Linked DNA regions of Homo sapiens: region 2 is linked to region 1. Evidence: read pairs that join two places in POLR2A ChIA-PET (ENCODE). Cell type or tissue: HepG2. All regions are shown on one strand.

Region 1 (8,000 bases):
ACAGAAGACAATAGAGAGCCCCAAAATAAACCCTTGTATTTATGATCAATTGATTTTCTTTTTTTTTCTTTTTTTTTTTTTTAATTTATTTTTTTATTGATAATTCTTGGGTGTTTCTCACAGAGGGGGATTTGGCAGGGTCATGGGACAATAGTGGAGGGAAGGTCAGCAGATAAACAAGTGAACAAAGGTCTCTGGTTTTCCTAGGCAGAGGACCCTGAGGCCTTCCGCAGTGTTTGTGTCCCTGATTACTTGAGATTAGGGATTGGTGATGACTCTTAACAAGCCTGCTGCCTTCAAGCATCTGTTTAACAAAGCACATCTTGCACCGCCCTTAATCCATTTAACCCTGAGTGGACACAGCACATGTTTCAGAGAGCACAGGGTTGGGGGTAAGGTCACAGATCAACAGGATCCCAAGGCAGAGGAATTTTTCTTAGTGCAGAACAAAATGAAAAGTCTCCCATGTCTACTTCTTTCTACACAGACACGGCAACCATCCGATTTCTCAATCTTTTCCCCACCTTTCCCGCCTTTCTATTCCACAAAGCCGCCATTGTCATCCTGGCCCGTTCTCAATGAGCTGTTGGGCACACCTCCCAGACGGGGTGGTGGCCGGGCAGAGGGGCTACTCACTTCCCAGTAGGGGCGGCCGGGCAGAGGCGCCCCTCACCTCCCGGACGGGGCGGCTGGCCGGGCAGGGGGGCTGACCCCCCCCACCTCCCTCCCGGAGGGGGCGGCTGGCCGGGCGGGGGGCTGACCCCCCCATCTCCCTCCCGGACGGGGTGGCTGCCGGGCGGAGACGCTCCTCACTTCCCAGATGGGGTGGTGGCCGGGCTGAGGGGCTCCTCACTTCCCAGTAGGGGCGGCCGGGCCGAGGCGCCCCTCACCTCCCGGACGGGGCGGCTGGCCGGGCGGGGGGCTGACCCCCCACCTCCCTCCCGGACGGGGCGGCTGGCCAGGCGGGGGTGCTGACCCCCCACCTCCCTCCCGGATGGGGCGGCTGGCCGGGCGGGGGCTGACCCCCCCCCACCTCCCTCCCGGACGGGGTGGCTGCCGGGCGGAGACGCTCCTCACTTCCCAGATGGGGTGGCTGCCGGGCGGAGAGGCTCCTCACTTCTCAGACGGGGCAGCTGCCGGGCGGAGGGGCTCCTCACTTCTCAGACGGGGTGGTTGCCAGGCAGAGGGTCTCCTCACTTCTCAGACGGGGCGGCCGGGCAGAGACGCTCCTCACCTCCCAGACGGGGTCTCGGCCGGGCAGAGGTGCTCCTCACATCCCAGATGGGGCGGCGGGGCAGAGGCGCTCCTCACTTCCTAGATGGGATGGCGGCCGGGCGGAGACGCTCCTCACTTTCCAGACTGGGCAGCCAGGCAGAGGGGCTCCTCACATCCCAGACGATGGACGGCCAGGCAGAGACGCTCCTCACTTCCCAGACGGGGTGGCGGCCGGGCAGAGGCTGCAATCTCGGCACTTTGGGAGGCCAAGGCAGGCAGCTGGGAGGTGTAGGTTGTAGTGAGCCGAGATCACGCCACTGCACTCCAGCCTGGGCACCATTGAGCACTGAGTGAACGAGACTCCGTCTGCAATCCCGGCACCTCGGGAGGCCGAGGTTGGCAGATCACTCGCGGTTAGGGGCTGGAGACCGGCCCGGCCAACACAGCGAAACCCCGTCTCCACCAAAACCAGTCAGGCGTGGCGGCGCGTGCCTGCAATCGCAGGCATTCGGCAGACTGAGGCAGGAGAATCAGGCAGGGAGGTTGCAGTGAGCCGAGATGGCAGCAGTACAGTCCAGCTTCGGCTCCGCATGAGAGGGAGACCGTGGGGTGAGGGAGAGGGAGAGGGAGAGGGAGAGGGAGAGGGAGAGGGAGAGAGAGAGCCGATCAATTGATTTTCAACAAAGGAGCCACTACCTTTTAATGTAGAAAAGACAGTTTCTTCAACAAATAGTGCTGGGAAAACTGGATATCCACATGCAAAAGAAGGAAGTTGCATCCTTACCTAACACCATATACAAAAATATTACCCAAAATGGATCAAAGACCTAAACATAACAGTTAAAACTATGAAACACTTAGAAAAAAATCTTTATGACGTTAGATTCGGCAATAATTTCATAGATAGGACTCTAAAAGTATAGGTAACGAAAGAAAAATAGATAAACTGGACTTCATCAAAATTAAAAAGTTTTGTACATCAAAAAACACTATCAAGAGAGTGGGGCCAGAAGGCACATGTTCTCAGGACTTCTTGAGGCTGTGTCTCAGAAAAAAAAAAAAAGAGAGAGGGTGAGGCTGGTCACGGTGGCTCACACTTGCAATCCCAGCACTTTGGGAGGCTGAGGTGGGAGGATCACTTGAGCCCAGGGGTTCCAGATGGGCCTAGTCAAACCCTCATCTCTACAAAAACTAAAAAATATTATATACATATACATATATATACACACATATATATATACACATATATATACATATATACATATATATACATATATACATATATATATGTGTGTGTGTATATATATATATTAGCCAGGCATGGTAGCACATGGCTGTAGTGCCAGCTACTCCAGAGGGTAAGGCAGGAAGATCGCTTGAGCCCAGGAGGTCAAGGCTGCAGGGAGCCGGGATCATGCCACTGCACTTCAGCCTAGGTGACAGAGCAAGACCTCATCTAAAAAAGAAAAGAAAAGAAAAGAAAAGAAAAGGAAAGAAAAGAAAAGAAAAGAAAAGAAAAGAAAAGAAAAGAAAAGAAAACAACTAGAGGTGGGAGGATCGCTTGAGCCCAGGAGTTCAACCAGGCTGCAGTGAGCCATGATCACACACCACTGCACTCCAGCCTGGGCGACAGAGACTCCGTCTCTAAAAAACATTTTTTTTTTTTGAGACGGAGTCTCACTCTGTCGCCCGAGCTGGAGTGCAGCAGTGTGATCTCGGCTCACTGCAAGCTCCGCCTCCTGGGTTCAAGCAATTCTCCTGCCTCAGTCTCCCAGGTAGCTGGGATTACAGGTGCCCGCCACTACACCCAGCTAATTTTTTGTATTTTTAGTAGATGGGGTTTCACCATGTTGTCCAGGCTGGTTTCGAACTCCTGACCTTGTGATTTGCACGCCTCGGCCTCCCAAAATTCTGGGATTACAGGTGTGAACCACCGTGTCCGGCCTAAAAAAATTTTTAAAACCACACAACAAGAGACAAGACAGTGAAAAGACAACTCACAGAATGGAAGAAAATAGTTGCAAAACATGTATTTGATAAAATATTAATATCCAGTATATATAAAGAAATCCTACAATTCAACAACCAAACAAACAATCCAATTCAAAAGTAGACAAAGAAAAGAAGCCAGGCATGGTGGTATGCGCCTGTAGTCCCACCTACTTGGGAAGCTGAGGATTGCTTGAGCCCAGGAGTTTGAGGCCAGCCTGGGCAACACAACAAGGCCAGGCCAGTCTCAAAAAAAAAAAAAAAAAAAAAAAAGCAAAGCCTTGAACAGATGTTTCTTTATTTTTATTTATTTATTTATTTTGAGACAAGGCCTCACTCTGTCACCCAGGCTGGAGTACAGTGGCGCAATCACAGCTTGCTGCAGCCTCTATCTCCCGGACTCAACCAGTCCTCCCATCTCAGCTTCCCTAGTAGCTGGGACTTCAGGCACACACTACACCCAGCTAGTTTTTGTATTTTGTATAGAGAAGAAGTTTCACCGCGTTACCAAGGCTAGTCTCAAACCTCCTGGGCTCAAGCAATCTGCCTGCCTCAGCCTCCCAAAGTGCTGGGATTACATGTGTGAGCCACCGTGCCTGGCCAGTGTTTCTTTAAAGAAGATAGAAAAATGGCTGGGCACGGTGGCTCATGCCTATAATCCCAGCACTCTGGGAGGCCAAGGCGGGCAGATCACTTGAGGTCAGGAGTTCGAAACCAGCCTGCCCAACATGGTGAAACCCTGTCTCTACTAAAAATACAAAAATTAGCTGGGCATGGTGGCGCATGCCTATAGTCCCAGCTACCAGGGAGGCTGAGGTGGGAGAATCTCTTGAACCCTGGAGGCAGAGGTTGCAATGAGCCGAGATCAAACCACTGCACTCTAGCCTGGGCGACAAAGTGAGACCCTGTCTCAAAATTAAAAAAAAAAAAAAAAAAAAGAAGAAGATACAGAAATGGACAACAAGCACATAAGGAGATGGTCATCGTTACTAATCATTAGGGAAATTCAAATCAAAACCACAATGAGATGCTACTTCACACACACTAGGCTAGCTATTATAGAAAATAGAAAAATAAGTGTTGGCAAGAATGGGGAGAAATTGAACCCCTTGTGCATTGCTGATGGGAACATAAAATGGTGCAGCTGCTGCAGAAAATGGTACGGCAATTCCTCAAAAATCTAAATATAGAACTGCTATATGAGTCAGCAATTCCACTTCTGGGTACATGCCCCAAAAAAGTGAAAACAAGGTCTTTCAGAGATATGCGTACACCCACATTCACAGCAGCATAGCCAAGGGGTGACAGCAACCCAAGTGTCCATCGATGGACACATTGATGAAATATGATATATGCATACAGTGGAATATTATTCAGCCTTAAAAGGCAAGGAACGTGCTCCAATACAGATGAAGCTTGAGGACGTTGCGCTAAGTGAAATCATCCATTTACAAAAAGACAAATATTATATGATTCCACTTGTATGAGGTGCCTAGAGTCATCAAATTCATAGAGACAGTAGAAGGGGCTTGCCAGGGACTGGTGGGGAGAGAACATGGGGAGTTAATGTGTCATGGGTAGAATTTCAGCTGGGGAAGATGAACGTGTTCTGGAGATGGATGGTGGTGATTGTTGCATCACAATGTGAATGTTCTTAACACCACAGAACTGTACATTTAAAAATAGTTAAAATGGGCCGGGCACGGTGGCTCATGCCTGTAGTCCCAGCACTTTGGGAGGCCGAGGCAGGTGGATCGCCTGAGGCCAGGAGTTCAAGACCAGCCCGTACAACATGGAGAAACCTGGTTTCTACTTAAAATACAAAAAATTAGTTGGGCATGGTGATGGGTGCCTGTAATCCCAGCTACTCGGGAGACTGAGGCAGGAGAATCGCTTAAACCTGGGAGGTGGAGGTTGCAGTGAGCCGAGATCGCGCCACTGCACTCTAGCCTGGCAACAAGAGTGAAACTCAGTCTCAAAAAAAAAAAAAAAAAGGTTAAAATGATATATCTTATCAAAATAAAAAAAGTAATTGCCTTGCATCATCAATAATGAGACAAAGCAGGGTGTGGTGGCTCATTCCTGTAATCCAGCACTTTGGGAGGCCTAGGCAGGAGGATTGCTTGAGCCCAGGAGTTCAAGGCCAGCCTGGGTGAGTCAGACCCCATCTCTAAAAATAAATAAATAAAGATAAAGCCTGGGCGCAGTGGCTCACGCCTGTAATCCTAACACTTTGGTAGGTTGAGGTGGGCGGATCACCTGAAGTCAGTAAGACCAGACTGGCCAACATGGCAAAACCCCATCTCTAGTAAAAATACAAAAATTAGCTGGGCATGGTGGCACGCACCTGTAATCCCAGCTACTGGGAGGCTGAGGCAGGAGAATCGCTTGAACCTGGGAAGTGGAGGTTGCAGTGAGCTGAGATCGCACCACTGCACTCCAGCCTGGGCAACAGAGTGAGACTCTGTCTCCAAAAAAAAAAAAAAAAAAAGATGAATAAATAAGACAAAGAAACAAACGAACAACATACACATTGCAGTGAGTTGTGACTGTGCCACTGCAACCTAGCTTGAGTGACAGAGAGAGACCCTGTCTCTAAAATAATAATAATGAAACAAAACAACAATAATTTTTCCTGATACGATTCACTGGGAAGGATATGACATCACATCCTTGATTCCTGTCATAAATATTTAATCTAGATCATGATGAGTAAACATTAACAAACCCAAATTGAACGACATTCTGCAGAATAAGTTACCTGGAGTTTTCAGACACATCAACATCAAAAAGAGGTGGCCTGGCATGGTGGCTCATGCCTGTAACCCCAGCACTTCGAGAGGCTGAGGCAGGCTGACCTCATGAGTTCCAGACCAGCCTGGGCAATTTGGCAAAACCTCATCTCTACAAAAAACACAAAATTAGCTAGGCATGGTGGCACGTGTGCTTGTGGTCCCAGCTACTTGGGAGGCTGAGGTAGGAGAATCACTTGAGCCTGGGAGGCAGAGGTTGCAGTGAGCCAAAATTGCACCACTGAACTCCAACCAGGGCAACAGAGCAAGATCCTGTCTCAAAAAAAAAAAAAAAAAAAAAAAAAAAAAAAAGAGAGGTAAGGAAACTGCCCAGATTAAAAGATATTAAAGAGACATAGCAACTAAATGTAACAGGCGATCTTTGATTGGACTCAGGACCAAAAAGAAAACAAATCGGCCAGGCACGGTGGCTCACACCTGTAATCCCAGCACTTTGGGAGGCCCGGGTGGGCAGATCACAAGGTCAGGAGATCGAGACCATCCTGGCTAACACGGTGAAACCCTGTCTCTACTAAAAATACAAAAAATTAGCCGGGCATGGTGGCGGACACCTGTAGTCCCAGCTACTTGGGAGGGTGAGGCAGGAGAATGGCATGAACCCGGGAGGCGGAGCTTGCAGTGAGCCCAAATTGCGCCACTGCACTCCAGCCTGGGCGACAGAGCAAGAGTCCGTCTCAAAAAAAAAAAAAAAAGAAAAGAAAAGAAAAAAATCTACAAAGGACATTATTGGGACAATTGGAGAAATTTGAATGTAGACTGAATATTAGAGACCAGTGCTAATTTAACAATGATAAATTTCCTGTGTGTGATACTGCCGTTGCATAGGAGAATGTCTTTGTTCTTTTTTTAATTTAATTTTATTTTTTGAGACAGAATCTGGGTCTGTTGCCCAGGCTGGAATGCAATGGCATGATCTTGGGTCACTGCAACCTCTGCCTCCTGGGTTCAAGCGATTCTCCTGCCTCGCCCTCCCGAGTAGCTGGGACTAAAGGCGCATGCACCACCACGCCCAGCTAATTTTTGTATTTTTTTAGTAGAGATGGGGTTTCACCATGTTGGCCAGGATGGTCTCCATCTCCTGACCTCGTGATCCACCCACCTTGGCCTCCCAAAGTGCTGGGATTACAGGCCTGAGCCACCTCACCCAGCCCCAGTTAATTTTTGTATTTTTAGTAGAGACGGGGTTTCACCATGTTAGCCAGGCTGGTCTTGAACTCCTGACCTCGTGATCTGCCCACGGGTGACGGAGTGATACTCTGTCTCAAAACAAACAAACAAACAAACACAAAACTATGGAGAAAAGTGTAAAAAAAAAAATGACCACCTTCTCAGGAGGGTACTAACTGGGAAGAGGCATGAGGAAAATTTCTCGAGTGATGGAAACACTATATGTTGAACACGGTGGTGGTCTCATGGGTGTATACAGGGATAGAAATTCATCCAGATGCATAAATTGAGCTTCAACAAAAAAATTAAATATTAATAGTATTGAAGACTGTTCTTGGGCTTTGACCCACTGGCCACAACTTCTTGTTGGCCTAAGGCCTTCGTGCTCTATGTTTGAGTGTAGTAACACTCATGCTCTATGTTTGAGTATAGTAACACTCAAAAAAGGGTGGTTATTGTACCTTCGGAGCTGGGTTATGGCTGACCCTCCCAGGCTCTGGGCAGCTACTGTGGTGCCCCACCTGCAGGAAGCAGAGAGGAGCCAAGATTGAAAGGGAGTATTAACTCCCGGAAAGGACGGGATTTACTAGCAGGAAAAGGAAAAGTTTTGTGTAAAGCACATGGCACCGGGCTGGGAACCTTGCGTTTCCTCCTTAGGGCTTTCTGACTCATGCTTCCCTCTGCTCTGTTTCAAGGTCTTTGCACACCTGCCTCTTCTTGGTCCCAGGACCAAGGTGCCTCCTTAGAGAGGCCTTCCCTGATGCTTCACCAAACATGGTACCCACCTGTATTCACTGCCATCCTGCTCCATTTGAT
Region 2 (8,000 bases), 1.4 Mb after region 1:
TGCTCCTCAGTGACAAGGTGGGAGGGCAAGATATTCCAGGAAAAGCTGAACCACAGGAAGGGTTGCCAGTGAGAGGCCTGTGCGCACGGCTTGGGGACCCCTGGCAATTGACCCCACTATGTGCTGAGCACCTCACCTCCCAGCCCCGTCAAGCCACCACCGCCATCCCCCTCCCGAGTCCAGCCTTGGCACCCGTGCCCCAGGAACTTTTGCCTATTGTCTGCCATCTCCCAACTCTCTCACCCTCCCCTCAGCCCCAGCCCTCCTACCCATCACACAGATTCCTTGGTGAATCTTCGGTGTTGTTCATCTGTTGTTCCACCTTCTTGGACTGCTCCGTCCCTGCATGGATGTCGCGGAGGGAGGGGTCACTTTACCGAGTGTAGTGTGGAAAGTGGAATCTGGTAAAGGTTTAAGGTGGAGGAGATCTTGCAGCTGAGATGAGCTGCTGTGAGGGTGGAGACTGGGTAAGGGTGTTCTGGGCAAGGGTGACAGGTAAGCAACAGGCAGAGGTGGGTTCAAACCCTTAGGCAACATCAGGTGCTGGTGTGTGCAGCTGAGACCTGAGGATGTGCCTGGCAAGGCTGTGAGAGGAAAGCAAAGTGTGCCCTTTGGGGAGGGGAGGAAGGGAGGACTCACCCCGCTGCCATCTATCCCCTCCACTCAGGGACCATTCTAAGCCCTCGAGCTATGTTCATCCTTCCTGCAGAGGCAGGTGCTGAAGTCACAGCAGGAATCACTCTCACCACGCGGTCCAATCCACAGCCTGAAAGACACAGCCATTGCCAGAGAGGCACCCTGCTCCCAGCCCTGGGGGGGGGATACCACCCCGTAGCCCCTGTGCACAAACACACAGGGAGATGGATGAGGGGCCAGGCTGTGCACGTCCACTCAGGCTGGGCACCAGAAAGGCTTCTAGTCTGAATGAGATGCTCCAGACTGGAGAACTTGTGGAGGCTGGGGGGGATTCGATTAGCCTGGTTTTTGTGACTCAAATCCTGGGAAGGGGCTGCCAAGTCCCAACTTCCAGTTATCCTGGCTCTATTTAGACACAGCCTGTGGGCATGTGGGCAGAGCTCACCCTCTGTCTACCCAACCCCTGGTGTGTGACTGGGGTGCCAGGCACCTTCTCTGTCTCCAGCAGGGTGTCACCTATCATGGGGCCTGGTCACTAAAACCACTGATGAACCCTTGGGTCCTGTGGCTCAGGACAAAGCCCGGCGGTGTGTCGTCAGGGACTTCTCTGAATCCACACCCTGGCAGCCAGGACTCAGTGGGTTCTTCAGTGGCCAGAGCTCTTGCATGAATCCGCTCTCCCCTGGCTGATGAAGGGTGGAGGGGCTGGAGGAAGCCAGTGCAGATGGGGCAGGATGACCTCGACTCAAGGGAGCATCAGGAAGGGCTGGAGAGGGGAGACACCCATGCAGGGGGCAGGAGGAGGAGCAGGAGGTCAGGAAGGAGGGAGAAACAGAAATCAATAGACCCACCCAAAGGGTCTCCATGGTGGAGGATAAGCGGCGAGGTGGAGGGGGTAGAGGAGGAAAGGTATGGCGTCACAGCCTGTCATTAAGAGACTAGGAGCAGCCACTGTCTTCTATGCCATCTCTGGTTTTAAAGTCTCCATTGGCCAGATCCCCAGAAAGCCTCATTGTTCCCCCGTCAGGTAGTGCCATTGAGTGTAGGAGGAGCCCCTGGACCCGTCTTTGGACGTGTGTGGCCGTTCTGGAGAAATGGTGGCGATGCTTGGGAAGGAGGGGCTTCAGCTTTTGGGGAAGGCCTGGCTCAGCCTCCATGCTCCCTCTCCATCCCTGACGTGTTGCAGAGCCCTCCAGAGCCCGCCGCTGCCCATCCCCACGACGGAGAGCCGATCAGTGCCAGTCGGCCCCGCCTTTGGGCCACACTCTATGCTTTCTCGGGTTTTCAGTGTCCCCCACCTTCCAGGGGCGTGGATGGGCTGGGTGAAGTGTGCATGCGGGGCGCACTGAGACCTGCAGCCTCCCCGCGCCTTTCCCAGGGTCGGCGAGCTCGGTCGGAGGGAACCGATGTGTGGACGCGGCCGAAGCCTGCACGGCGGACGCGCGGTGCCAGCGTTTGCGCTCCGAGTATGTGGCGCAGTGCCTGGGCCGGGCTGCGCAGGGGGGCTGTCCCCGCGCCCGCTGCCGCCGGGCCCTGCGCCGCTTCTTCGCCCGCGGGCCGCCCGCGCTCACCCACGCACTGCTCTTCTGCCCGTGCGCGGGCCCCGCGTGCGCCGAGCGTCGGCGCCAGACCTTCGTGCCCTCCTGCGCCTTTTCGGGGCCCGGCCCCGCGCCGCCCTCCTGCCTTGAGCCCTTAAACTTCTGCGAGCGCAGCCGGGTCTGCAGGTGCGCGCGGGCGGCGGCGGGGCCGTGGCGAGGGTGGGGACGGGGCCTCTCTCCGGCTCACCGCCCTCCCGCCGCGCAGGCCTCGCCTCCTGGCCTTTCAGGTCTCGTGCACCCCAGCGCCCAGCGCCCCCGACGGCTGCCTGCTGGACCAGGGCGCCCGCTGCCTGCGCGCCTACGCGGGCCTCGTGGGTACGCGCGGCCGGGATCCGGGCGAGGGCGGGGGTTCTCCAGGGGATATCTCCGCCCGGGTGGGCCGATGACTTCGCCCTCAGGGTCCCCGCAGGCACCGCCGTCACCCCTAACTACGTGGACAACGTGAGCGCGCGCGTGGCGCCCTGGTGCGACTGCGGAGCCAGCGGGAACCGGCGTGAGGACTGCGAAGCCTTCCGGGGGCTCTTTACCAGGAACCGCTGCTTGGGTGAGGGGCCCGGGGGGGAGTGGAGGGGGAGTGGGGGCGGCGCTTACTGCCCCCTCCCAAGCCGCCTGGCTGGGAGCCATTTTAGAGGGGAGAATGGAAGACTGTACAGTTGAGTCACTCTGTCACAGCTGTGCTTATTATTTTGTTATTCCTCACCACACACCTTCTGTCCAAGGAGCCAGTCTTTGCAGCAGGGGGTCTCTCACTTTGTCCCCTGTGCTGAGCCCTGTGCTAGGGTTTCCCAGCTAAGTCCACCCTGGACCCCTCCCTCCATAGATGGTGCCATTCAGGCCTTTGCCAGCGGGTGGCCCCCAGTCCTGCTGGACCAGCTGAACCCCCAGGGAGACCCGGAGCACAGCCTCCTGCAGGTAGGTGCAGGGAGGGGAGGGTGAGCTGGCACCTCCCCCACTGTCACCTTCACACCCTTCCGTCCCTGGTGGGCCTGGGTGGAGGCATGAAGGGCCTGGGGTGGGGGTGCAGGCAGAGGGCAGAGACAGGCTTTTGCCTCAAGTCTGCACTTGGCTCCCACCCCCAAGGTGTCCTCCACAGGCAGGGCCCTGGAGAGACGCTCCCTGCTCTCCATACTTCCTGTCCTGGCTCTCCCGGCCCTGCTCTGATTAGGACAGCGACCTCGGATAGCACAGCCAGCTACTCCACCCTGCCTGCCTGGGCCGCCTCTGTGGCCTACTGGCCCCTTGAGAAGGGGCTGGCTTACCCCCCAAGCCGGCCCTGGTGCTTTCACTCCGCTGCCCTTTGTAGGTTTGGACACCCTGTGTGCCGTCCCCTGGGGCAAGGGATGTAGGCTGGGGCCTGACTGTAAAGCCCCCGTCTCCCTGTCAGGAGGCATCTTGGTTGTAAGTCCCTTTATTCACAGACCTTGAGACCACTGGGGTCTCCCACAAGGTGGGGTCAGGAGAGGGTCACTTTTGTAGCTGAGACCTCTCTGGAGACCCAGATCCCCTAGAGCAGGTCAGAGACCATCCAGAATCCCAGAATTCTAGGAAATTGTATCAGCCTCCCAAGCATATAACCCCCTAAGGAATCCATCGGACAAGACCCCGTCTAACACTGCATCCTCCCAACTGGGCATTACCCACCATTGTAGCCACCTGTGCGCCATGACCATGCTGGCAGAGTCTTTCCTGTTCCCCATATGCTGCTTGAGGGGCCCCACCCTGTGCCCTGCCTGGCATTGGCCCTGTGGCCATCTTCCCCCTGGTTTCCTGCAGCTGTAGGAATAACATACAGTGCTTATTAAATCTGTGTGCTGAGACTGACCTTGCTTTTATGTGGTCTGTGTCCTGGGAGCCTGGAGACCAGGGTCTACCACTGGGTGTATCCCTGCTGGCCTGTGTGACCTCCAGTGGCCTCAGAACCTGTCTGGGCCCCATCACCTCACCTAAGGAAGCTGAAATGAATCAGCTCTCACTTCCTCATGGCAGGGATTCTCATTGCTTTCGTCTCTTCTTTCTCCACTAGTACTCAGATAATGAAACTGCATTTCCCAGCCTCCCTTGCAGCTGGACCACGTCACACACACTGCCCAATGTGGACCCAGCAGATGCTAAGAGCATTGATTTTTTTTGTCTGTTTGTTTTTGAGACAGGGTCTCACTCTGTCACCAGGCAGTAGTGCAGTGGCATGATCATAGTCCACTGCAGCCCTGAACCCCTGGGGTGAAACGATCCTCCCGCCTCCTGCCTGCCTCCTTCTTCCTCCAAAGCTTGGAGACTTCTGATGAGGAAAGGGTTCCTGTGTCTCTAGCGGCTCCTTCTCAATCTGCTTGAGGTTTGGCAGGAGGTTGAAGTGGAGGTTGTGGGGGCCTTGCTCAGAGACCTCTCTGGGCCAGTGCAGCGCATCCCCCAGCCCCTGGAAATGGTGGCTGGTAACACAGCTCAGAGCTGTCCCCTTCTCTAGGGAATTGTACTCCCAGAAATGCCTGTCCACTTTTACTCTGCTCCCAGAGGCAACTGCAGCCAGTGACTGCCTCAAGGGACAATGCAGTGTGCTGTTCCTGCTCCAGAGCCCCTGTGGGGTCAAGCTGAGGCTAGACTCCAGCAGGGACCCCCACCTGGCTCAGCTCCCGCCCCTGCCCGCCTCCTCCAGCTCTCCTCACTGGCAGGTTCCCCCAAAGGCATTCCCTCAGTAAATCATGGCATTTGAGAACTCCTGTCTTGGGCTTGGCTTCTAGAGATCCTGACCTAAGACACAGCGGTTAGGTACAGACCACACCAAAACTCAGGCCTGGAGCTGTCCTGATTGGAAAAAGAGCCACCAGCTCTGAAATCAGGTGTGGACTTCGCAGCTCACATCAGACCCACAAACACTGCTTGCTGACAGCTGTCCACCAGCCTCTCAGCTTCAGTCAGGACTCCCTTTTTTTGAGTCAGAGCCTCGCTTTGTTAGCTAGCCTGGAGTGCAGTGGTGCAATCTTGGCTCACTGCAACCTCCACCTCCCAGGTTCAAGCGATTCTCCCACCTCAGCCTCCCTAACAACTGGGATTACAGGGACATGCCACCATGCCCGGCTAATTTTTGTATTTTTAGTAGAAACGGGGTTTCACCATGTTGGTCAGGCTGGTCTTGAACTCCTGACCTCAGGTGATCCGCCTGCCTCGGCCTCCCAAAGTGCTGGGATTACAGGCATGAGCCACTGTGCCCGGCCAAGGACTCTCTTGACTGTAACAAGCAAATCAGAGTGGCTTGAGCATGTGCCTGAGCCATGTGGGCTTCAGGCACAGCTGTCTCCAGGGGTTCAAATGATGTTGCCCCTGCTGGTCTGTGCATTGGTTTCCCCTGCAGCCAGGCAGGCTTTCACTGAGAGTGTAAGATTGCCACCAGCAGCCCCAGTTTGCAGTGTCTCCTTTTAGCAGCCTCAGTAGGGAAAGGCACCTCTCTCTTCCAGCATTTATGGACTGTCCCAGGCAGAACCCTGATGGGGCCATAGTAATGGGCCTCTTCCTGTAGCTCGGTGAGTGATCTCAGCCCATGAAGGTTATATGGAATGGGAAGGACAGTTTCCCAAAGGAAAAAAAGGAGTTGTTGGGCAGTGAAGCCGAGTCTAGCCCATTCTCACTTTACGAAGAAGAGGGAATCCTCTAAGGCCCCCACACCTGCGTGGGAATGGACACGTGTAAGTGGGCTGGGGAGAGGCGGGGTGTGTGTGTTGAGACAGGGCTCATCACCTTGCCCCGCTAACCACAGCGGCATGGTAGCCCAAATGCAGAGTTAAGTATCGGCTAAATGATTCGCCTTACATGAAAGTGTATTCAACTATTCTCCATTTTTGACTCAGTTAATTAGAGTAAAATATAAGCATTGAAAAAAAAAAAAAACTGGAGGAAGCCGAGTGCAGTGGCTCACGCCTGTAATCCCAGCACTTTGGGAGGCTGAGGTGAGCGGATCACAATCACTTTCTTGTTTCCGGGACACAGGGTGGAAGGGAATTCTTGCCAGGCGTGTTATACAGCCAGTACCTGCAGGGCTGCATGCAGGGCGTGTGTCGTTCAGATGTGACCAATACAGATGCCAGGAATGACATGGCTGTTGTTGACAGAATTTGTCAAAATGATGACCAGCTGGTGATAAGTTTTAAGGAAAACGAAGTTCAGTTTTCCCTTGATGAACACAGTAGTTGCATTTCTGGAAAGCTGGCTGTATATTAAACCAGCTCTCAAATACTTTGTGTTCACCAACATGGTGAAACCCCGTCTCTACTAAAAATACAAAAATTTAGCCAGGCGTGGTGGTGCATGCCTATAATCCGAGCTACTCGGGAGGCTGAGGCAGGAGAATCGCTTGAACCCGCAAGGCAGAGGTTGCAGTGAGCCGAGATCGTGCCACTGCACTCCAGCCTGGTGACAGAGCGTGACTCTGTCTCAAACAAAACAAAACAAAACACAATAAAACTGGAGGCTGGGTAAGGCGGCTTACTCCTATAATCCCAGCACATTGGGAGGCCGAAGCGGGAGGTTTGCATGGGGCCAGGAGTTTGAGACCAGCCTGGGCAACATAGAGCCTGTCTCTAGAAAAAATTAAAAAATGAATCAGCCAGGCATGGTGATGTGTGTCTGTAGTTCCAGCTACTCAGGAGGCTGAGGCTGGAGGATCACTTCAGCCCAGAAGTTGGCTGCAGTGAGCCATGATTGTGCTAGTGTATTCCAGCCTGTGACAGAGTGAGACCCTGTCTCAATAAAAAATAAAAACCAGAAATGAAATGACCTCAAATAAAAATAGAATTGTGGATTGAAAATATAGGCATATGCTTTCCAAAAGACTGGAAAGATAAAAAGGACAGAACCTATTTGAAAATTATGAGATTGCTTCATGGCTGTCAGTGGTCCCAAAGATATGTCCACATCCTAACCCCTGGATCCTGTAAATATTACCTTATATGTAGGCAAAAGAGTATTACTTTCTGTGGCAAGAGATGTGATTTAAGTTATGTTTTATGTTTTTTTTTTTTTTTTTGACAGTCTCACTCTGTCACCCAAGCTGGAATTCAGTGGTGCAGTCATAGCCCACTGCAGCCTCAAACTCCCAGGCTCAAGCAATCCTCCTACCTCAGCCTCCTGAGTAGCTGGGACCACAGGTGTGTGCCACCACGCCTGGCTATTTTTAGTAGAGACAGGGTCTCCCCATGGTGCCCAGGCTGTTCTCCAACTCCTGACCTCAAGTGAACCTCCCGCCTTGGCCTCCCAAAGTGCTGGGATTACAGGCGTGAGACACTGCACCCAGCCAAGTTACAGATCTTGAGAGGAGCTTATCCTGGATTATCTAAGTGGGCTCTCAACACCTGTATGTCGCACCTCTGCATCTCATGAGAGTGATGCAGAGGTGTCTACAGGGAAACTAAACACAGACATTTTGAGCAAAAGACCAGGGGAAGACAGAGATAGGGATTGGGGTGATGCAGCCACAAGCCAAGGAATGTCAGGAGCCACTGGAAGCTGGAGGAGGTAGGCACAGATTCCCCTAGAGTCTCCAGAGACTACAGCCCTGGCAACACCTGCATTTCAGACTTCTGGTCTCCAGAACTGTGAGAATCAGTTTCTCTTGTTTCAAGACACTGAAGTTGCGGTAATTTGTTCTGGCAGCTCCAGGAGACTAATAGCACTGTCTAAGATCATTAGAGTTTGGTTTCCATTACTCTACCTAAAAAGGTCCTGGTTTATACACGGTGTTAAGTCTGGCCAAGCCTCAAGGCTGAGTCCAGCTGTGGC

Evidence for each region. Peaks named below come from ENCODE experiments on the same cell type or tissue, not always from the same donor. Only the 100,000 strongest peaks of a DNase experiment are listed, where the experiment ranks them.
Region 2: POLR2A ChIA-PET joins it to region 1 with 9 read pairs; 1 of 35 experiments calls an interaction of 5 or more read pairs at or near these places.

What each region holds. Positions count from the first base shown.
Region 1 is chr20:5,020,746-5,028,745 of GRCh38, reverse strand. No RefSeq gene overlaps it. Among named protein-coding and RNA genes, the nearest start is that of SLC23A2, 23 kb to the right of the region's middle. RefSeq lists an enhancer at 50-579. In HepG2, no CTCF peak of the experiment used is centred here; DNase peaks (open chromatin) are centred at 3,565 and 5,355; H3K4me3 peaks cover 137 bases.
Region 2 is chr20:3,655,304-3,663,303 of GRCh38, reverse strand. GFRA4 (GDNF family receptor alpha 4) reads left to right here. Exons shown (of 6, transcript NM_022139.4): 2 at 2,015-2,360; 3 at 2,440-2,549; 4 at 2,644-2,778; 5 at 3,055-3,146; 6 at 3,315-4,056. The coding sequence ends at 3,395. Among named protein-coding and RNA genes, the nearest start is that of GFRA4, 4.1 kb to the left of the region's middle. RefSeq lists silencers at 2,280-2,389, 2,480-2,529 and an enhancer at 4,062-4,221. In HepG2, a CTCF peak has its summit at 3,089 (motif pointing right); DNase peaks (open chromatin) are centred at 3,110 and 4,313; H3K4me3 peaks cover 1,737 bases; H3K27me3 peaks cover 2,074 bases.